3 separate regions of the Mus musculus genome follow, and regions 1 and 3 are each linked to region 2. The links are chromatin loops, found by intact Hi-C in ENCODE. Cell type or tissue: left cerebral cortex. All regions are shown on one strand.

Evidence for each region. Hi-C counts contacts between places; a loop is a spot of excess contacts. Peaks named below come from ENCODE experiments on the same cell type or tissue, not always from the same donor. Only the 100,000 strongest peaks of a DNase experiment are listed, where the experiment ranks them.
Region 1: a loop joins it to region 2, with 4 times the contacts of the local background. A loop is called at or near these places in 14 of 42 quality-filtered maps.
Region 3: it touches region 2 in a loop (3-fold over the local background); 6 of 42 quality-filtered maps call a loop at or near these places.

Annotation. Positions count from the first base shown.
Region 1 is chr10:51,400,577-51,408,576 of GRCm38, forward strand. No RefSeq gene overlaps it. Among named protein-coding and RNA genes, the nearest start is that of Lilr4b, 76 kb to the right of the region's middle. In left cerebral cortex, a CTCF peak has its summit at 4,788; a DNase peak (open chromatin) is centred at 4,776.
Region 2 is chr10:50,905,966-50,913,965 of GRCm38, forward strand. Sim1 (single-minded family bHLH transcription factor 1) reads left to right here. Exons shown (of 11, transcript NM_011376.3): 3 at 1,945-2,034; 4 at 2,513-2,621; 5 at 2,753-2,838; 6 at 3,415-3,614; 7 at 3,831-3,937; 8 at 4,559-4,706. Among named protein-coding and RNA genes, the nearest start is that of Sim1, 14 kb to the left of the region's middle. In left cerebral cortex, no CTCF peak of the experiment used is centred here; DNase peaks (open chromatin) are centred at 4,271 and 5,273.
Region 3 is chr10:51,280,448-51,288,447 of GRCm38, forward strand. No RefSeq gene overlaps it. Among named protein-coding and RNA genes, the nearest start is that of Gm35917, 97 kb to the left of the region's middle. In left cerebral cortex, no CTCF peak of the experiment used is centred here; a DNase peak (open chromatin) is centred at 4,264.

The sequences.
Region 1 (8,000 bases), 490 kb after region 2:
GTGAGCAGGGGTAGAGGACAGGGGATAGGGGGTTTTTGGAGGAGAAGCCAAGAAAGAGGATAACATTTAAAATGTAAATAAAGAAAATATCTAATAAAAATTAAATAAAAGTTGTGCCACCAGCAACTTTTATTTTATGTTTGACTAAAATAATTCTTTCTGCTTATACCGTAAGAAGAGAGAGAAACAAATATCTTCCCATAAAAGGGATCTCTGAGAGGATCAGATTAGAAAAGGATAGGATGTAGATGCTGAGTGATACCTAGACCATCTCCTAAGTGGGGTGAATTTGAGCCACTGTGAATGTCTGTGGGTCTCATTTTCATCATGGAAAACTAAGGAACTGTGTTAGGAGCCTTGAAAACTGTGCAGTGGAGTACCAACATTATAGCTTTGCAAGCCTGCAAGATAGCATGAACTTCAATATTTGATTTTGCTTTGTAACACCTCTCCCTAGTTCATATATTTAGTCTTGCAACTCAAAGTACTCTACTTGCTGAGAATTAAATCATGGAGGTGAGTCTAATTAACAGGAACCTCCCCTTCTCATTCTGTGCATCAGGAGGGTAAACACCTGCTGGTCATTAGAGACTCTCCAGACTTGGTTAGTTCTTCAAAAACTAATTTGACCTGATATACAGAGAATTTTAAGCAAACAACAAGAACAACAACAACAAAACAACAAACAACCAAAAACAAAACAAAACAAAACTGAGAATAAGTCTAAACCAACAGGGACAAAATGATAAGCAGCTTTACTAAGCAGATGAATAAAATATTGAACAAATTATACCTGTAAATTTTTTATACAGTTGGCAATGCATTTGATTTTCTACATATACTTTCCCATTTTACTCTATCTTTTTTGGCATCTTCTTCATGAAGTCCTGATGACCTCTGCAGCATTGGGTCTCTAGAAAGGTCCATCTGAGCTTTTACATTTGCTGAGGGTAGTGCAGATCCCAGCACACAGCTATTTGTCAGTCACTAGCCCTTGTAATTATCATCAGAGCTATCGGTGGAAAATACGAGTTCTTTATTTCTCTTTTAGCTTGCTTTGGGAATATCTCTCCTGTCTCTCTTTTTTACTTGAAATTGTTGACAGTTGTTTCCCTATGTTCTTGTATTTTACATTTCTTCCTGCCTTTTCCCTCTAGTATAAGTAGGGAAGAGTCTATAAAATGAGGGGCCAGAGTATGCAAGTCTTCCAGTCCGTTTGCATAGGCGGTCATGTGGGGCAATGCGTGACAATTATTGCTCTTTTGATCTTTAGACTTCTGAAGAGGCTTCTGGCCACTCCAGTGAGGTTCTGGTGATAAGGGACAAATTTTCAGACCGTACGAAAGCAAACAAAAGTTTGTCAAAACAAAATTTGTCTATAACCATTTGATTATTTGAGAACTTCCTTACATCATACCAAAGCCCAGTAGTTTTTCTTTCTTTGCTAACATGTTTAGTTAATAAGGACACCCTAATTACTGAGTACTTATGCTTGGCCAAGAACTGTCCTAATTGCTTTTAATCATTTTTAAAACCACACTTTGATGAAGGCTCCATTTAAGTTTCACATATGAGACAAACTGGTTGAGAAAGTTTGAATAATTTGTTGAAGGTAAAATAACAGAATTTGGCACTAATATAGCAGCCTGGTTCCAGAGTCTATGTCTGCAACCTTTTTGTAGCATCCCATCTTTCTTTTTTTGTTTGTTTGTTTTTGTTTGCTTGTTTGTTTTTGTTTTGCCCAGCCCCCCCACATCCCATCTTTCTATAATTTATTCAAGACACAGAGTTTGGAAGCTTGGTATGTGCTAGTGAGCCCTGGTGAAGGATGTGATTTAATTTCACCAAATGGAAAGAAGTTATCCAGACTATCTTTTAAAATAAAGCACTTGACAGAAGCCCGCTTTATTGGAGGTGGTCGATTTGTCTATTTATTCTCTCACAGTGAAAGATGACAGATCTGCATCTCCACACTACATCCTGGTTTAATATGAGAAGAAAAAAAACTGCTTTGGAATGGGTACAGACACTTTAATTGAGTTCCATTTGGATAACAAGAAATATAAATGCAGAGATAATTAAAGGAGAAGTGGACCTCATCTTTTTATAGGAAGGAAAATACAGACCCAGAGAGTTGGAGGTTGATACCTGAGCATAGTTTGTTAGTGATAGTATGGAATTAAAGTCACCAATTTCCTTTTTCAGAGCTCATTCTTCCTGTTACCTGTTGGAGACAAAGTTTTTGTTTTAATGCCACAAATGTGCTGCTGTCACAAGGCTTCCATATTTAAGAATGCTTTTCATGCTTCCTTTGTTTTCTGTTAATGACAACGGCAGGGGCCTAGCAAACACAGAAGTGGATGATCACAGTCAGCTAATGGATGGATCACAGGGCTCCCAATGGAGGAGCTAGAGAAAGTACCCAAGGAGCTAAAGGGATCTGCAACCCTATAGGTGGAACAACATTATGAACTAACCAGTACCCCGGAGCTCTTGACTCTAGCTGCATATGTGTCAAAAGATGGCCTAGTCGGCCATCACTGGAAAGAGAGGCCCATTGGACACGCAAACTTTATATGCCCCAGTACAGGGGAACGCCAGGGCCAAAAAGGGGGAGTGGGTGGGTAGGGGAGTGGGGGCGGGTGGGTATGGGGGACTTTTGGTATAGCATTGGAAATGTAAATGAGCTAAATACCTAATAAAAAAATGGAAAAAAAAAGTGATGAGGAGCATCTATCTAGACCATCCCAGTTCTAGAAGGTAGGTAGTTCTCATTCACTTCGGGGTCAGAGAGAGCATGCACAGAACCTAGGTGACAGAGGCCACGGAAAGGGCAGAAGCAAACTTGCCGCCCCAGAGGGAGTAGCTCAATATGGCTGAACCCAGTCATAGTCACTGTGCTTTCTGTGGAGAAAGTCTTTTGGGTCAGAGAATCTTATCAGGTCCTTTAAATTGTCCATCTTTCTTGAATTTGATCTTCAGAGGAAGGTAACTCCAAGTCTCAGGATTCTAAAGCAGACAGACAAGTCATTCCATCCTTAGAGCCTGTGTGCTTTCTAAAGCACACCAAACCACTGGTGCTAAAGAATACTTTTTTTAAAAAATCAAAAAATCTTGTGGGATTATTTAGCTGTGGAAATTGGTTTTTTTTCCCCCTTCCTTTTTGTATTAAAACACAGTCAAATCTGGTGAGATAAAGGCTCAGGTGTTTCCACAATAAATTTCCTAACATAAAATGATGATGGAGTAGGGAGTGTAGGAAGCTTTGAATGATTGACATTCTGAATACATGTGTGTTGTTGACACCAGCACTGCTATGTGTCAACTGCTATGGCACTGCAGTACCATGCCAAGACTCCAACACTTCTGACCCATTGGAAGGCTCCATCCTGGAGGCTCAGAGGGATGGCACATCCTTCCTCAGTGGACTAAGAGCATCTTGACAGGGTGTACCAAGAAAATCTCCACCAAAATTTTCCCTCCCTGATTTACTTAGGACCTGAAGATTGCCACTGTAGAGACGACTCCTACTGTGATAACTCCTCCCTGATCCAGTGGTATGCCATAAATTCTACCTGTATATTTATTTGTATGTAATAACCCTGTATACTTATTCAGCTATATCTAGTAGTAACCCCATTTCTCTGTTCAAGTTCACATAACGAATATAGTGAGCTTATAGAGTGCAGAAGCTTCTGAAGCTTCTCCAGCAGAGAGCCCAGGCCACTTGATTCTAGCCCTTGGTGTGTGTATCTACCTGCCTTTGCTGTTCTACTCAGGTTCAAGTCCCAGGAGACTGTGCATGCATACAGCACTAATATCTGAATAGACTATACATCCATAAATATATACTGCGATTTAAGTTACTGAGCATGGAGGGATTGAAATGCACTATCAACAATATTCTAATGCTACATCTTTTTATTCATTTCACTTCAATTGTGCTTCTTTTTGCTGAGCTGTTTTGCATTGATTAGCATTCTGAGATTCGTATTACTCTAAGCAAAGTAATTCTCCTGTTCCCCGAGCCTGGACCAGCATGGACCAGAACAGGGCCACCACCCAAGACTATCAATCCATTGATGGCTCAGATTTTTTCTCTTTTTAGAAATTGATCACAGACCACAAGAAATCTACCAATTTGGGGGCCAGTGGGTTGAGGTGAAATCCAAAGTACTACTATGGTGAGTAAAGCTAACAACAAGCAGGCAATAATGGGGAGCCCAAATCTAGGAAATAAGGAAGGTCTTGCTATAAAAAAAAGTAGCTGAAAAACCATGTGGCTTCAGAAGAATGGAGGTAACAGTTTCACTACTCGGAGGAATATCAATTTCCTGCTCTTTTCTAGGAAATCATACTTCTTCCTTCTACACTGTCAGCCAGCTAGAACAATCAGTTTCTGGAGTCCTGTTATCACAGATGTTGTCAGACAGGAATTACAGCTGGAATGAGACAATTGTATGCTTTAGATATTTGAAGGATCTCTGTTCTTCATTTTTCTGTACAAAATTCATACCAGTATAGAAAACCAAATTTATTATCAATATAGTTGATTTGAACTCTGTTCCCATCAGGGTGATCATTTCTTGCTCATCAGGCTTGAGAAAATGAGGCTGTGAATTTAAATCTACAGAGAGAACTCATATTCATTAAATGATTCCAGAACTTGATGTCATTCTAAACTAAAATACGTGCTACTCTTTTCAACATCGAGCTTTTTAAACACACAGGGTGCGACACACACACAACGTAATTAACGTAAGCAGCGCCACACAGTGGTAGGATACGGAAGAGCTTTTCGGAAGCTTCAGCATTGGTTGAAGATATAGGATTGTTTCGTTTTCCTTTTCAAGAATTTGCATGCAATGTGATGTTATTTTCTGTGAAAACACAGATGTTTTAATGTTTTTTGATACTCCACTCCTTGACAAGAAAATTTGTTGGCTAAATTGCAAACCTATTTACAGATGAAAATGTGAACAGCCAAAAAATATACTTGTCATATTTTACCATGTGCGGTTATGGTTATTAAAACCAAATGCATTTCAAAAATTTAGTGATTAAAAAAACACCATTGCCTCAGGCCTTTCCTTTTTATCCTCTGACAAAGAGAACATTTTATTACTAAATTTAATCTGCTGAAAATCAAATTTTATAACACAAAAATTGGCTCAAACTAAAACATTGCTACATTTTTTTAAAAAAATACTATTACAGAGACTGCATTAGCTAAGTGAAAGTAAAATACAACTCTTATATTGTACATTCACCTGCAGTATGGCTTATAACTTAGTCCAAATATGAAGTATAAAACAGGTGTGAAACTCACTTTCACCAGGCATCAGAGACATGACTTTCAGATCTTTGGCGTGTGAGGACCTTAATTTCTAGAATGTATTCCATCTGTGTCACAATCGGATTGTCATCTTTTTCTGAGCAATGCTTGATCTTTTAATACTTTCTCTGATATCCTCAGTGAATAGCTTTCCCAGGAATCTGGCCATAGATGAAGGGTTTTCAAGAGAACTCCATCAGAATTGCTGGTATCTAAAGAGTCATTTGCTCATTATTTAACTTTTTAAGACTACTTGCCGAAGAAGAAACACGGTTAGCAACAGAGCTGCAATATAACATGCTGTTAAAAAGCCCATAATACTAATATTTGGAATGTCCAGAGAGCATCTGCAAATGACTAACAGAACATAAAAGGAAAGATGGTCCTTACACAGCCCAAGTGATGTACAAGTGATGCCAGCCCCTGGGGTTCAGTATTTTAGTACTCTTGATATCTCCTCAACATAAAGATAGGAATGTCCTGTTATTAATTACTGTTTCTTTTTTTCTCCATACTCTTTTAAAAGAGAGGACATTGAAAATTTTTATTTTATTTTATTTTATTTTATTTTATTTTATTTTATTTTATTTTATACATTTGGGTGTTGTGCCTGAATGTGTGTTTGTGTAGCACCTGATTTCCTGGTACCTGAAGAGGCTGTAAGAGGGCATGAAATATCCTGGTAGTGGTTACAAGCAATTATGAACTGCTATGTGAATGCTGGAAATCAAACCCTAGGCCACTACAATATTAATAATTGTTCTAAGCTGCTGAGCCATCTCTCTCTAGCCCCAATTTCTCTATTCCTAATGATCTGGTATGTGTGTTCTCATTTGCTAAGGGCAGACCTTGCTCGTAAACTAATCAGTACCAAAGTCTAGCAAAAGATGTTCCTACAAGATTGCCATTTTTTATGTAAACAAAGCCAGAATCAGTACCACATAAAACCTGCTTTCTAAACTGAACTCTTACACATGAGACACTGCCAAGTATCAGAAAACTAAGGAGTCCTGACTGCAGAAATGCTTCTGGCTATCTTCATTTGCTTCTCCTATGTATCTTTGTTCAAAATGCAAAATATTGCATCTTACCCATAAGTGTCCTGTTCCTTTCCCTACTAACTGCTCATGATGTTTTCAGAAGTGCTCCACATAGCTTGCCTGCTACTTTTCAGAACTATATGACCCAGCAGGCAGAAAAATAAGAACCTAAAAAGAAGTGTATGAATGTTTTAACTGAATGTATGTCTGTGCATCACATGGGTGCATGAAGGCCACAATAGGGCATTGAATATTCCAGAACTGGAGTTACAAATAGTTGTGAGATACTATGAGGGTTCTGGGAATCAAAGTCGTCTTCTGGCTAGTCCCAGAGATGCTCTGCCCCAATATCCAGTTTTCACTCTCAGCCTTCTCCCACCCTCCCTTCCTCCACACCTGGTCACCATCCTCATACCCCTTCTCACTTCCTATTCTACCCAGTTCCCTCTCTCCGTCCACCTCTGAGTGAGTCACAAATCCTCTTTTGGGCCCTCCTTATTATCCAGTTTCTTTGGGTCTTGGATTGCAGCATGGTTATCCTATACTTTATGACCAATGTACACTTACAAGTGAGTACACACCATATATGCTTTTTTTTTGGAGAAGTGAATGTTACCTCACTCAGGATGATATTGTCAATTTCCATCTATTTGCTTGCATATTTCATGATGACTTTGTTTTTAATAGCTGACTAGTATTCCATTTGTGTGGGGGGGGGGAGAGAGAGAGAGAGAGAAAGAGAGAGAGAGAAAGAGAATCCCATTTTCTTTATCCATTCTTTAGTTTGAACGCCATCTAGATTTTTTCCAATTTCTGACTATTAGGAATAGAACTGTTACGAATATAGTTGAGCAAGTATCCCTGTGGTATAATTGGTCATATTTTGGGTATATGCCCAGGAACGGTATTGCTGGGTATTGACGTAGAACTAATCCCAATTTTCTGAGAAACCACCAAATTGATTTTCAAAGTGATTGTAGTAGTTTGCACTCCCACCAGCAAAGGAGTAGTGTTTCCCTTGCTCCACATCCTCACCAGCATGTGCTGTTAATTGAGTTTTTCATCTCATCCATTCTGATGGGTATAAGATGGAATCTCAGACTCATTTTGATTAGCATTTCCCTAATTACTAAGGATGTTGAACATATCTTTAAGTGTCTCTTGAACATTAGAAATTCCTGTGTTGAAAATTCTCTGTTTAGCTTGGCACCCTATTTTTAAATTGGATTAACTGGTTTGTTGATGTGTAATTTCTTGAGTTCTTTATATAGTTTGAATATTAGTCCTCTCTCAGATGTAGGGTCGGTGAAGATATTTTCCCATTCTGTAGTCTGCCATTTTGTCCTATTGATGGTGTTCTTAGCCTTGAAAAAGCTTTTTACGTTAATGAGGTGCCATTTATTAATTGTTGATCATAGTGCTTGAGTTATTGGTGTTCTGTTCAGGATTTTTTTTCTTCTGTACCAATGATTTCAAGGCAGTTCTCCACTTTCTCTTCTATTAAACTTAGTGTGTCTAGTTTTATGTTGAAAACTTTGATCCACCTGAACTTGATTTTGTGCAGAGTAATAGATGTTGGTCTATTTCCATTCTTCTATGCAAACTTGGGAGGGGGTGGTCCAGGG
Region 2 (8,000 bases):
TTCTTCACTCCCCTCTCCATTGGCAACACTTCCCTACAGTCTGATTTTCCCTCATTGGGCTCCACACAGGCTCCACACAGGCTCCACATATCAAGGTTTTACCTGAATTTGTTCAACCAACAGACACTGGAAGATCAATTGTGTGCCACACAAAAAATCCCTGCCCTCTTGGTATTTCCCTTCTTATATGTGTCCATTTTTAGTGGTTCTGTGGAGTTTCTGGTGGTGTAGACATTACAGAGAAAAAACAAGATAGGGAAAGAGGAGACCTCCTTTCAGTTAGGGAATGCTCTGCATTGGGGCAAAGACCAGAAAGACACTAAGGGCAACTCTATTTGGTCCTATGTTTCTACAATAGCATAATTTCCTCAATTTATCTTTTCTTCTTCCTTGTCTCTTTTAAAAAAACTTTCCACTATTGGCTGTGATGTGATTTTAATAAACTCCTAACTCTGTTTCTTCCCTCAGAACTCCAAAGCCTCTGGAAGATCTATACTAGCACTTGTCACCTGGACTGTTTAGCCCCTATGATCCCAGCTGGTCTCTAGTGTAGACTACCTCCCAGGCTCCCAACTTTTGTTTTCCACTGCCAACTAGACATATTTAAGACAAGAATGTATTATCTCCCTTTCCTGATTTCTATTTATATATCATCTGGATTTTCAACTGGAGAGATGACAGGGACTCACAACAAAATCCCAATTTCTCAAAGTTTTCAGCCTTGGTTAATGTTACTGTCTTCTGCTTACTATCTTTACTGAAACCAGGAAATCAACCTTACTTTCTGTGTCTGCCACCCGATTAGCATAACATTTGCTTTCAGTATCATCATTAAATTAGACTCCCCCCTTTCTTAGACCCGATTTTAGTGTGCACTACATGGGCTCCTCATCCTGACTCCTGTAGGTCATTCTTCTAGGAAAAGGGGACATGAAAACATATTATTCTCCTGGTTAGAATGTCTGTTGGAATCACAATGTCTGCAGGAACAATTGCAGGGTCTCATTGACATTCAAAACTCTAAAACTCTACTGAGTATGTACCAATGTAGCCCTACCAAAGACCAGTTCTTCACATAACAAGTCAACCCACCCCTCAGTCCTTGACTTCATTACATCATTTCTTCTGCTTAAGGTGCCTTCTCTTTAGACCCTCTTCAAGGGTCTGCTGAAACTCCAAAGTGAGGCCTCTGTAATGCTTAGGTTCTGTCTCTCTTGCCTGTGTATCACTATCTACTTAATTGTGTGGTCAATGCATTCATTTATGTTCCCTGAGAGCAGTCTAAGTTACATGCTAGATCTCCAAGGCCTTATTCACAGAGATGAAGGGGCAGGGGCAGTCTAAGAAGTTTCTTTATAAAGAGCCTGCCAGCTTGATGCATCTGTGTAAACATATACAAACACACACACACACACTGTAACACTACTTTACAGACTGGCTGCTCAGAAAAGCCTCTCATCTCCTAAATCCCCCCTCTCCTGACTTTTTCCAGAGTCTTCACCAGCTTGCTTCTGTCTATAACATCAAATTGCCAGTGCGCCCATGTCAGCCAGTGTCTGTTGCTCTGGATCTCTCCAGTGCTGATCACTGCCACTATGGACCCTTCAGTGCTGACACAGGTTCTTTACAGGAACCACTGTCCTCAGGGCTGGACCTATTTCCTGTTGAAGGCTGAGATTCAGCTCTCATACTCAGAGCTTTTGTGTGCATCTGCCACAGATTTCTTTTTCCATCTCCGGGCCTCAGCCTGGTCTGTAGCCTCACTCTGAACTGTCAGCTGTCAGCGTGCTGAACACTTACAGACCTGGGAGGTTCAAAAGAGGAGAAGCTTGTGGTTGCTCCTTGCCCTGCTTCTGGATAGTCTGTCACAGTCTCACCTTTCTGAACTGACTCTTTCCCTCCCTTCATTTCTTCAGCTCTCTCACTCTATTTCTGCCTCCCCAGACTCTGGATGGCTTCATCTTCGTGGTGGCCCCAGATGGGAAGATCATGTACATTTCAGAGACAGCTTCAGTTCACCTGGGCCTTTCTCAGGTAGGTGAGTGGTTCACCAGTCCAGTCTGCAGTGTTCACAGTTGGAATTGCGCGGGAGGGCTTCCCCAGTCATTTTTATATCTGCATTTGGGCACCGAAAACATCTTAGGTGACAGACAGGATGACTCAATAGCTCCGCTCCTGGACTGCCCTCATCCTTTAGCATCTATTGCAGACTCAGACAAACACAACTTTTTGGAGTTCTTACCATAAGTCAGACATGGTGGGAGGAGTTTACATACTTATGCTGTTTTACCAGACCTTACAAGGAATGTGACTGTAATGATCATTGTTCTCATCACTACTGATACTGATGATTATTTTTCAGGTAAGGAAGCTGAGAGACAGATAAGATTCAGGTAGCAAGTAACAGAGACTATTCCTTCTTTATGGCCCCATTGACCCCTTGATCCAAGTTTTGAGCTTCTTTCAGGGGCATTGCACCATTACAGAGATAGTGACACTCTCCTCTTTACAGGTAGAGCTGACTGGGAACAGCATCTATGAATATATCCACCCGGCTGACCACGATGAGATGACAGCCGTGCTCACAGCCCATCAGCCCTACCACTCTCACTTTGTACAGGGTAAGGCAGACAGGTCTTAAGCTTCTGCTCCTGTCAGTCAGCTTGGGGCTTTTCCCTGATTTAGCTTTCGCTGGACTGTTGCTTGGGGGCTGTCCCTCTCTCCTCCTGAGCCTTCCTCTTCTTTCTCACAGAGTACGAGATCGAACGCTCCTTCTTTCTAAGGATGAAGTGTGTTTTGGCCAAGCGGAATGCTGGCCTCACCTGCGGTGGCTACAAGGTGTGTGGTACAGATTGAAGGTGCACTCTGAGGGTGGCCAGGCAAGGACTAGGCTTCTGGGGCAGGAAAAGTTGGTTCCTGGCCCAGGGACGACACTTGTGTCGTCCAGAACTTTGTAGTGAGGCCCTCAAAGCGTCACTATGGTCTTTAAGCTTTGTGGGAACCCGGGGAACACTTAAAAGACTGTCTCTGCAGGGTCTGCAAACTAGGCTGCTTTTAGAGAGGAGCTTTACAGTTCAAAAACTGTCAAGTTTTTGGCCCCTCAGTCATTTGTGTCCCATGGAAGTTAAGAACCAAAGCCTTAGCTGTAAGCTGGGATTCTCTAGTTGAAAAGCCAGCATCTTTGGAGAGCAGGATCTTACCCTGACTTACCTGTGGTAGTTTGGTGGGAACCACCCATTTGCCTCTCTGTCTTTATTTTCTTTCTTTACATGACTTCCCCATGGCTGTGCAGTCATTTTTGGGGGGAGGGAGCACCAAAGCTTTTGTGGCCAAGTGGAATTTTACTGTGTTTCAACTCCTCCCCTTCAGTTAGGGATCTCTTCCCGATCTCTTGCCCCTCCCCCTCCAACACAGGTCATTCACTGTAGTGGCTACCTGAAGATCCGCCAGTACAGCCTGGATATGTCTCCCTTTGATGGATGCTACCAAAATGTGGGCTTGGTGGCTGTGGGTCACTCCCTGCCTCCGAGTGCTGTGACAGAGATCAAACTACACAGCAACATGTTCATGTTCCGAGCCAGTCTGGATATGAAGCTTATTTTCCTGGACTCCAGGTGAGTAGGCAGCCAAGAGAGAGGGACGGAGACTCTGAACAGTTGCAGCACTAAACAATCGCAGCATTTGGCGAGAGAGAGCTGTCCCTTGATCTTACTAGCCCATTTTGCGGGTGGAATATCTAACCAGGTTTGGAGAAATGGAGGCAGGAACCCAGGTAAAGCGTGATGGAAAGTCTTCCATTCATCTGAAGGGTGTTTTTTGGTCCCCTCCAGGGTGGCAGAGCTGACTGGATATGAACCTCAGGACTTGATTGAGAAGACCCTGTACCATCACGTGCATGGCTGTGACACCTTCCACCTACGCTGTGCACACCACTTACGTAAGACCCCACACTGCTCTCAATAGAACCGCGTGGGCTGAAGTCCATCAGATTGCTGATAGTTCTTCCTAGAGGGGTAGAGGTGGTAGCAGTACAGAGACTCTGAAAAGGACTGCTATGTCCCTGTCTGGTATTTCTGACTTAATGGAACTGCTAATACTAATGGAGACAGGGGCAAGGAGGGTGTTCCCCTAGTGGGGTTTTATTCTTCACCTGCAAACATCACTAAAGATGAGAACTGTTTAAACAACCTAGGCTAAGTTTCTCATGCGCATTAACTCACCTGGCTTTTATCTCCCAGGACGGAGGATTTAGGGCTGGATTTCTGCAGTAGGAAAAGCCAGTCTGGGAAAACCCTTAACTTTCTATGTTTTCCTCTTTGCTGGTGTGGAAGACAGGGGCACCAGGGAGGGGTCATGCCAACAATTAGCATATAATAGGTATCAGTTTGTGGGACTCCGGACTCAATGCCGTTTAACCGGTCAATCAACTGATTGGGAATTTGCTTGTAATCTCTCCCACATGCAATGAAGCAGTTATCAAAGCACAGGATGGGTTTGCACTCAAACCACCCAGCGCTTGGGACCTGTCGGGGCATCATCATCTGCTTCTGTCTTCCAGTGTTGGTGAAGGGACAAGTGACCACCAAGTACTACAGGTTCTTGGCGAAGCAGGGCGGCTGGGTCTGGGTGCAGAGTTACGCCACCATCGTACACAACAGCCGCTCCTCCAGGCCGCACTGCATCGTCAGCGTCAACTACGTCCTCACGTGAGTGTCGGTCTGGGACTACCTTCTCTGACAGAGCGTGTGTTTCTGTGTGCTTGCCCAGGCTCCGGTTTGGTGCTGGTTGTTCTGCACAGCCGCAGGTCAAAAGCTTTGAAGTTCCCCTTCATTGTTTTCTAGGAAAAGATTTAGGAGCCCCCACCCCCAATACTGTCCATATTTGCTTTCTTTTTTCTCTTAACCTTTTCATGCGAACCCTGTATTAAACAAAATTTAATGCGACAGAAAGAAAAGAGAGGGAGAGAGGGAAGGATCCGCCGTACGGAGCCATTTACTGGTAACAAACTGGACATCTGTTTCACTTTTTCAGATCTGGGGTTTGAAGTTCTTAATTTTAAACAGAGTCTCCAATCAAAGTTAGAATTCTGAAAGAGTATTCCCCCCCCCTCCCCTTGAACCACAAAGGGGGCCTGAGTGACCAAGAGAGTCTAACTTTAACTCCTAGAAAGCAAAGGCTACGGGTTAAGCTACGCGAATTTGTGAGTGCATCTTTACTGGATCTGCGGGGTGTGATAGACAGGGCAGCTGCTGCAGCTGCACTGGATTCTTGTTCTCTCCAGAACTGTGCCTTACAGCTGATCACGTGGTCTAGCATGTGCCTGCTGAAGAAAGCATATTCGGTGCAGTCTGAAAGCAAAGTTGCATATGGCTGAAATCTTTAAAAAGAAATCTTTTGAGTGTGCAGTTTATTTATTTTTTAAGGCGTTGAAAACTTGTGATTTTATGGGTTCTTCGAAATTCTTTGCTTTGGAAACACCAGACACTTAGCAGAAATGCTATCTTGACATTAGGAAGCTGGCTAAAGGATGCTCTTTGGAATAGAGTACAGTAGACAGGATGAGGCGGCTTGGATTCATTCCATATTGCTTTAAATTGTCAAATAAAAATATAGCTGCTGGAAATATACTTAGCAATAACACAGTGCTTTGTTTAAGAGGAATAACTCACTAGACTCAGCAAATGAATTTGGTTTAAGTAAGGATTGCTTATTTAAGAATAATAGATGAAAAAGAATAATAGATGGCTACTTAGCATATTTTAATTGTTCACTTTTTAAGTAAACATGTCAAAAGTAATATTTGACATTTGTAATAGCAAAAAAATAATGTATTTTATTACAGAGTAAAAGCATACCATTATTTTGGGTATCATGAAGCAAACCATCTACCTAATGGCCACAGTTTTTCATATTATTATAATAAACATAAGAAACTGGCAAGGTATAATTTATAAAATGAACATATGAAACAGAAATAGCAAAGGTTTGGCTTACAATAGAAAAGAAAAAAAAATTTAAAGAAAGTGCTTTGTATGTCTAAGACAGCACAAGTATTTTATATAACCTCTGTTCTCTGTTGGTGACTGTAGTTAGTACTCATTCTTTATCCAACAGCAGGGCATATAGTCACACAGACCCCTATAAAAGATCCAAATGCAAGTTCTACCTCCTAATGGGTAAACCTAATTTGTTAGGATTCATTTTGAAATGTTTTGTTTTGTCTTCCAGTGGGAAGTATTCTTTTTTCTTCTGTTGTCTATGTCATTCTTTACATATTTCTTGAGAGCTGTAAAAAGAGACCCTCAACTTTACATCAGATTAAAAGGCTGTAATAAGCATAAATATGTGACGTATGGAAGGAAAACTAGTGTGGCACACATTTGCTGAACATTGTTTACCTCAACTGAAGACAGAAGGGAGCACAGGTGTGTATGTGCACAGGCACCCAAGATGGAAAGCTAGAGTCGCTTACCCCCTCCCCTTTTAAAAATGAGTCTCAGCTCCTGTTCCTTGCATAAAAATCCTCAGAACAATTTTTATAGCTGCAAATGGGGAAACTGCTTCAGATGACATGCCATCAGTTGGCTCTGTGTGTGTTGACAGAATTTCCATAGTGAACAGGTTGCTATTTGTTTGATGTGTATATCACACATCTGGCTGGAAGTTACTGCTTTACATTGTCTTAGAAGATTAAATAGATGGCTATTGATTTTTTATGATAGTAGTGAATCACCACATTTGCTCCTCGGGCTACTTCTCCGTGCAGCCAGAGACTGGTAAAGTGAATCCTTTCCAAACACACTACCTCAAAGAGCCCTTAAACACCAAGCAAGCTCTGAAATAACTTGACGCTCCAGATGTTTTCCAAATGTAAACATTTATATAGTGCACACTTTGAAGTGATTTTCATGACATGAAGGTAGAGGGAAAATTTAAATAACCAGTGGTCAAATGAGAGTGTGATAATTTAGTGGAAGCTATGTTGTGAGTTTTTTTTTCTTCCCTAATTTCCTGATGACAAATTTATTGTTAAAATATACTTAGGAAAATTTGTCATTATTATTGAATAAAATCACCAATGAACAGAAATCTAACATTGCTTTAATAAGCACCTGCAATATTTAGAAAAGGTGTTGTACACCTTCTGCCTGACTGGCTTCTATATGAACACTGTATTTTCCAGAGCTGGAAAGAAAGATGAGAGGACACCATAGCTACAAATATTCTTGGTTTCTCCAATGCCTGAGGCTCAATGGAACAACAATAGTGCTTTCATAACATCACCCCCATGATAAAACAAACCACAACTAGTTTATGATTTCTACAAGACATGCATAATCTGATAGAGTTCTCTGCCATGTAAAAACCATATATGAGTGCCCACAGCTTTCAAATGTGTGTTAAGCTCTAGAGCTACCTGGTTCCTAGTATTAGGAGATAGATACATTGAGAAAGTAACGCCAGTGACTGCTGGGGAGAGACCTAAGACTGTAAAGTACAAAGGGAAAGTACAATGTATGAAGACTTGAGTCTGGAATTCATATGTACTTCAGTTTAATTGGTAGTAGTAATTATTCATAGCTAGTTCAGATGGAAAACATTAGTACTTAATGCGAAGAAAATTGAAAATGTGAAACACCCAATAAACTATGAAAAGTAATTGAAAGGAAAATGGAAAATTCTGGTTCTCTTTATGATTACAGACTTAGTATATTTTAAAATTCAAAAATACTCTTCTACTCTTAAGATACATCTTAAAATATTGTAACATTTTTTCCAGACTTAGATGTTGAATGAATAGTGCACTGTTGACAATCGCCAGTCCTCTCTTGTGGTTTTCTATAGCTGTATGTGGTGGATGTTTCATGTATACATTTCCTACTAAATGATTTCAAATAAAGTTATGGACATTGTGGTTATTACATCCTTACATGTCCTGCATAGCTACTGTACCACCTATGATGGCACATTTTTAGTATTCTGAATTACTGCCTATTGAA
Region 3 (8,000 bases), 370 kb after region 2:
TTTCATGGAAATTTGGGAAAACATAAAGTATAACTGTTGCCATTTGGGGGACATATATGTGTTTTGCACATGCCTGTATGTATGTTTGTGTGAGCACATGCACACATATATGTGACTGTGGTGGCCCAAGGTTGAACTTAGGTGTCGCCCCTGATTGCTTTCTACTTTCTTTTTTGAAGCAGTGACTCTCATTGAGCCTAGAGTTCACTAAATCTGGATTGTTTTGCACTGGGGAATATCTCTGCTTTTACCTACCAAGTGCTGAAATAATAGTCATCAACCACCCATGTGCATCTTTCATATGGTGTCTACAGACTAAAACTCTGGTCCTCATGTTTCAAGTTAAGTACTTTAACTACTGAGCCATTTCTCCAGTCTCCACTGTCAAGTCTTCAACACCATACTAGTGATTAAGGAAAGGATAGTTTTGTTTTTTCAGGGATTCAAATATCTGGGTTGAGTTTGAAGAGCCCTTAACTAAGTGTTCACTAGCTTAATAAAAATGTTCTGCTAAGAGGTGCAGTTGCAGAGATAATTGGGACTCACAGTCCTAATGATTGAATTATTACAAGCCAGTATGACAAAAGATTGATTAGTTATGTATAGAAATTCACCAGTTTAGAAAAGGGAACACTAAATATCACCTGACATTAGCCTCAAATGTCTTCACATAGGAAGGATTTTGGCAGGTGTATGAAAGAAAATATGTGAAGTAGAAAGCAAAAGGAACACATTAGAGAGGCACCATGTATGCCTACAGAATAAAAATTGGCCCCACTAAACTCCTAGTTATTCATCTCAGCATCCTAGGATTTATGTGTATTTTAGAAGAATCCAAGGGCAGAGTTATATAAAATGCTGCAAAAGATCATCAGACATTTTGTCTCCAGAAAGTCATACACCTGAGACAAAAATATCTATTTAAAGACATGGAAGGGAGCCAGTCGTGGTGGCGCACACCTTTAATCCCAGCACTAGGGAGGCAGAGGCAAGTGGATTTTTGAGTTCGAGGCCAGCCTGGTCTACAAAGTGATTTCCAGGACAGCCAGGGCTATACAGAGAAACCCTATCTCAACAAAACAAAACAAAACAAAACAAAACAAAACAAAACAAAACAAAACAAAAACAAACAAACAAAAGACATGGAAAGGAATGGATGAATGTTGTTGGGTTGGTTGCAACCAGTTAGTAGAATCATCCAGAATACTGTTCTGAGTACAAGTATGGGTTCGTCCTGTTGGTTTTAAAAGACCTGCAGGAGGTTATGTAAATATATCAGAGCGACCCCTACACCAGTCATGATTTCCCAATGGGAAAACAGAAACACATACATCTTCTGAATGACAGAAATACTGTGGTGCCACTGGGAAACCACAGAACTTCAGCATGTATTTTCTGCTCACTTGAACCCCGGACTATTAACTATGAAATTGTAAAACAAAACTGTAAAAGCCTATCTTGGTTCTTAGGAATAACTTTTTTATTCATTTAGCCTTCAGAGGTAGGAGAAAACACATTTTTATACATTTTATTTTTATTTGTTGAAGATTTCATAGAGTACCATATTTACATCAGATTTTACTCCACTACTGCGTCCAGTTCCTCCCATGCATCCTCCATCCTCACTTCTCAAATTCATGGCCTCGAAAAAATTAGGTTTAAAATAATTTTAGTCCAGTGATTGAAGAATGTTGAAATCGTAAAATTCTAAAGAAAAACAAAAACAAAAACAAAAAAACCAAAAATCAAAAAACAAAAAAACTGTTCTTGAGTATTTAACCCAAGCATTAGCAAAGTTCACATTTTTTTTTCTTTTCATAAAAACACTACATATCCATGAGCCTATAAACTACTCCAAATGCTTTTCCAAGTATTTTCTGAACCGCTCTTAGTGTAAACTTAGTTTGTGATGATTATTAGTATAAGTTCTTAAAAGAAAAAGAGTATTTGCTATATATTTTATGTCAAATAACTAATATAAATAATGTAAAGATTGCTGTGAGATTTTTTTTATTAGTACATTGGAGGTCCAGTTTTCTTTAATAATTCCAGTTAAAAGACACACATCTAATTGACAGAAGAATATACCACTTTCTTAGCTCTCTAGCAAGTCAAAGGGCTTGTCCATTTTCTTGACATTGTGTTTACTTAAATGAGTTTATCCAAAGGAAAGGAGCAAGGTTTCAGGCAGCTGAGAACAATGTTGTAATTGTCACTAATTAAGTGCGCTCAGCTGTGTCTATACAAGGGCAACTATTTACTTGCCTTGTACATACTCAGCTGTAGGGATAGATTCTGAAAGTTCCTGCATTTAACACCTTTATAACTATGGCAAGCAGTTCCTAAAGTTGGTTGTGAGTTCAGCCAATAACTAATCAGCCACAAAATTATGTGACTCTGTAGAACCAAGTACTGAAATTAAATTCCTACTTCTACTACCATAGTTTTACATACACATGAGAGTTGATTTTTGCCACTATGAACAGCATCCTTAGGTAATCTTTGCTTAAGCTGCTCTGCTTCGTAGATGAATGTTCCTAACTCTAATGTGCATATGAATCTCCTGAGCATCACATTAACTTCAAAATTGGATGTTGGAGGTTTTCAGTGAGTCTGAAGCTTTCACAGGAGACATAGAAGTCTATACTAAATGCCAAAGGGAAACCTGGCTTCCGGTGAGCCCACAACTCTGATGTCTCTCTCACAAAGCCTTTGCTTATGAAATGTCCTAAGATCAAAATCCAGGGATGTTTTTGTTATCATGCTATGATGTTGTTTACACCAGTGAACAAGAAATTGAACAAGAGTCTAAATTCAGCTGTTGAGCTTTTCTTTTTTTTTTTTAAGGTTTGAAAACTTACATGTTTGAAAACTTACATGTAGGAATTAGATTCCTAGACTCTATGTTTATAAACTTATCATAAAATCCTAAATAGGAGACAAACCACAAAACAAAACAGACAACAACAACAACACTACACACACACAAACACAAAACAAAAGAAAAAAATTTTCACTGTCACTACCTCTTCTGGACTGTGAACAGCTATGTGAAATACTATTGTTGTTATTTTTGTTCACTTTTGTACATTTTTCTCAAATAGAATGGGCTCTGTTTTGATGACTTGATTTTCCTCTCTATATTCTAGAATTCTAAACTTCTGTACACCCCATTCCTAATTCCCAACAATCAAATCAAATCAAATTTTACTGTAGAAATCTTGCTTCTGGAGTCTCTTTATTTAGTTAAGTTGTACAGTAAGTTTTATGAACAGAAATATACTCACAGAATTTTGAGGGGGTTACTTTAGTATCTATACTCAAGTTCAAAATCAGCTTGACTATTTCATATTCTTAGCATTTGTGTGCCTTAAATGACATACTTACTCTTGCTGCTGTTGTTGTTGCTTCACTGTACAAATTGCTAACATAACACAAAAGATTTTAACAAAACCCAATATATCTCTAATTATTTCCAATTTTCTTTTAAGGGAGTAAACACAGCATGAAAAAACATAAAATGCAGGTTGTTTCTAATGTTGTTCAAAGCATAACACAAAGGACTGAAGAAAGGGTTTATATAGCTAATGCATAATGTGACTGAACTGTTTGTATATTAAATATGATGTTAGGGTATAAATTAACTTAAGCTCTTGAAATTTATAGATGAATTAAAAATGTAAATCTACTATGAAAAGGCTATTTATCTCATTCGTTTGTATGGTAATTGACAGCTCATAATGAAATAATCTGATGCACAGAGTCCAGCTAAATTAGCCCACCAGTAGTGCACTGTCTTGAAGTGACTTCACATCCTCATTAGAGCCTCTCTAATTTCTAAAACAAAATTAATGCAATTAGTGATCAAATCAATACATATTGATCACCAGTTTCTTCAATATGGCATGAAAATATCAGGTCAGAGAAAGGGCTTTTTAAGACTATAGAATTAATATTTAAAAAAAATCAAAGAAGTGAAAAGAAAACCATATTTGTGCAATGTTCCAGTTAGCTATTATTTGTATGTGGAAATAATGGTTTCATTGTTGTGTGGGTGATATTCATAATGATGCACTAAAACACCACCCCTTCCCTCCAGCTCATCAATATGGCATTCATTGTTCATATAGATTTTTCTCTCTGTAAGTATCCAAAAGCACTTTTCCCCCTCATGGTGCAGAATTTCAGATGACTAATCACTCAAAAGCATTTCTCTCCTTTCACATGCAAATGTAAGCAAGATTTGGAAGAAGAGAAGTACTTTCAGGCCCTGGACCCAGTGCCTATCACAGGAGGGGGATGATTTCCAGCTAAATATATGCAGGCAGGACTTGAAGCCTGGAATGAAAATCAAAACACATTGGTGGAAGTCAAGGGATGCTGCTTTTTAAATACTAATCAGCTTATTTCTGTATGAAATAAAATGATACTTCCAAGAGACATGGAGAGGGGGAAAAAGTGGCAGGGGGTACCTTGTCCCCCAACCAATCCAACTGCAAGGTGTTGTTCAGCTGGCTTCTGCTGAGGTTCACACACATAAGGACACTTAGGATGGATTGCCTGGGCTGCTCCAATCCTTGCCCTGAGAGTCAGCAGACCATGTATATCATTGAGAACTTTCTGAGTAAACTCAGAATGTATCATAGGCCATACCTGCCTTTATCTGGGGAGAGAATATCCAAGCCACAAGACTGTGTGTGTGGTGGTAGCGGTAAGGTGCAGTCATAACCAACCAGTTTGCCTCTGCAATCTCAAGGTCATGTTGGGCGGGCACATTTGCTAACTCACTCAGGTCTGCATAGCAAGAAGCTGTAATACATGTGAATAGATTCCCTATTTGTTCCCAATGAATTACAATTGCTTTCTTTAAAAGGGGGAAAAGTAATGAAGGTTTTCTTGCAATTTCCACACCATGTGAACATAAATACAGATTTTCATGGTGTGTAAATGTATAAGCTGTCATTACACAAAAGAATGACAAAAGAGTAACAAGAATAGGTTTCATGTTTTGTAGGTGGGTCCTGTTTATTGTGAGTGCTGTCACAGATCTTTTTGAAGGACAGACCATCCCCACCGGTGCTGTTCTCGGTACTTCTGGTAAGCCAGCCTGGCATGCAATGCCATAACTAGGACCACAGATTTTCAATTAGAGTGTGTTGTTTGTCAAAACAATATATTTGTATTTTTTGTACAATTTAAAAGTTCTCTGAAAGGTTCCATACAAATGTCCAGAGGTCCTTTTCTAATAGGACATTGTTCTAATGTTCTTTACCTGTCACTGGCCCATGTGATGGTTTGGAAAAAAGGACTCCAGGAGAAAATTGAAGAAAGGCTTCCACTCAATCCTTTTGTGTCAAACTCACAGTAGACTTTAGAATAAAGAGAACTTTGAGAAATACAGTAAAAGGGTTGTTACACATTTTTTTTAAGTTTTATTGTGTTTAATTTTTATTTCCGAGAATTTTACATATTTATACAGTAAAATATGAACATACCTAACCTTTACTTCCTGCCACATTCCCCTACTTGCCTGGAAGAAATCAAGGACCACACAGAAGCTGAGGGTCCTTCTGAACTTTTCTTTCTCCTTCCCCATTTTTCAAGTGACCTTCTTCAAATGCCATCTCTCGCCAAACTGCTTTTCTGGAGAGTGGGGTATTTCTATTTGTTGGCAGCATTGATTTGAAGGTAATATTTTTTGGAGAGATGGTCTCCATAGGACGAGTCAGACACTGCTTCCCACTCAATGTACTGTAGTTAGTGTTTCTAATTATCAGGGCCACCAAACCCACAGCCAGCTGACACTGCCCTAGGATGCTCAGTAAGTAATGATGTTTAAAGAGACATTGGAAACTCTGGATTTTCTACCTGCCTTCTGTAAAGCTCCAGAAGTCCAGGCTTTGATGTTATGGACCAAGATTTCAGAGTTGCCTCTAAAAGTTGAGAGTGGTGCTAATTTTGACTTAACTCTATGTTTGAAATTACTTCCTGTGGACATGCAATAAATTTTTATTCCAAAAGTGTTAAGAGTAATGGGAACAAAACTAAGGCATAAGGAAATGGAAGCCACAATGAATTATTGTTTTCTAGAGGCTTATCTGAAGGTCCTGTCTAAATGAAATGCTACCTTTTATTTATATTTCACAGCTGTTTTGCACATTCTTGTGACTCCTAGCATCCCAGAGTTGTTTGCCAGTCTGTCAGGCTTCAGGCAAGAAGTAGAGGACAGGCTGATCTTATCTGTCTTATCTTATTTACCTTTTTGCCACCTGATAGATACCCTAGATGGTAGGTGTATGGAGTTTGGCCTCTTTTCCAAGAAGGTAATGGTGGATAAGGGTGTCTGGACTCCAACTGCCAAAGTTCAAATCTCCATTTTCTGGAGATTTGAGCAACTCAGTTATCCTCTCTGTTTAAATTTCTCCAATCTTAAAATGTAAATAATTGTACATTCTTTATGAGATTATTCTTAGTATTGGTGAGTTAACTAATAACATATTTAAAATAATGTCTGGCCCATAATCATGGCTATCAATTTTATTGTGGCAATATTCAGTAATTCCCTCACAGTGAGATATAAATGAAAACTCTTGTGGTGTCAGTCCAGTGCCTGAAACACACTAGATACTCAACGGACAGCTTCTGGGTTACATTTACAGTGTATTAATGTATGTGTGAAAGTCCTAAGTAAACTGAGAGGAGGCACATGGGTCTCGCATTCTATTCCTACTTCTTGTTTTGCATGAAGGGGCCTAGAGCACATGCTTGCTGAGAGTACTCATGTTAAATAGCAAGGAATTCTCAACTCAGTGTTTTTTTTTTTTTTTTTATTCAACCCCTCTTCTCGAAAGCACTACACACTGTAGTGTACATAAGAAAAGAAATCATATCTGGATCTTTGAATTGGAGATGGAAAAAGAGGTCCATTTTTAATGGTACTGAAATACTAAGCAAACCCAATTTACCAGTGTAGTTATTTCTCCTGGTAGGCCCCAGAGAGCTACTTTCTGTTGTTAATTGGAACTTGTAAGCCATTTTTATTTACAAAGTGTTTTACAGTCATTGTTATTGATGACTTATAATCCCCCCTTGAATTAGGTGTCAGAATGAAGCTTTGACATGGGCTGCCCTCTCTGAAAGCTGGGACAGAAGAGGATAAATTTGCTCACTCCACCCTAAAAAGCAGTCTGGATTCCTATTTGCTTTGTTTTGGCTTGTCAGATTCACATCACCTTCTCCATGTGCTCAGGTGGCAGTTAGACTGAATCCTGGACAAAGAATCTTTGGGGGAGGAAAAGAGTGACACAGAATCCACTTAATTCTTTCTTAGATCTGCTCCCGCTTAAAAAAAAAAAAAATGTCCATGCAGCAGTAGGACTTTCAGCACACTTATTTTGTTTTTTAAAGAGGTAAGACAAATAACTGCCTGTTTATTGTTAAATTTGTAGTGCCAGTCATGAGGAGCATAAGGAGAGTAACACTTTTGCCAGCAGGGTGCTTATCTGTTTTACTAGTTCAGAAGGACTTGATTGATGCGAAAGACCAAGGTCTCAGTAGAGATAATTTAGCCATTTCCATACAGTTTATGCGTGTGTTAGTTGTATCCTGCAGGGGAGTCCCAGGGGGTGGCTTCCTTGACCTTCCCTCTAAAAAGTAATGCAGAGAGATTCCTCTAGGAACAAGCCCCTAACAAGACTAATGACGCCTTCCACGCCTATTACCATTCTGAGCCCAGGAAGGAGGTTTTAGAGATGCAGAACCACATTCCTCCCTTGATGTTTCCATGATCTATTAAATGTTATGTGGCAGATAAATTAATCATTAAAAACTTACTGTTAAGTCTTTACAAATAATAACCAGGTGTACTTTGATTATTTTTGATCTCAATCATATTTTGCCCATCACGAAACAGATGATACACAGCAGCTTGTTTTACTAACAACTGAGCAGAGAGACTCAAGAAAAGGAGGTTCTCTTCTTTCCTCCAGCACTCTCCTTGT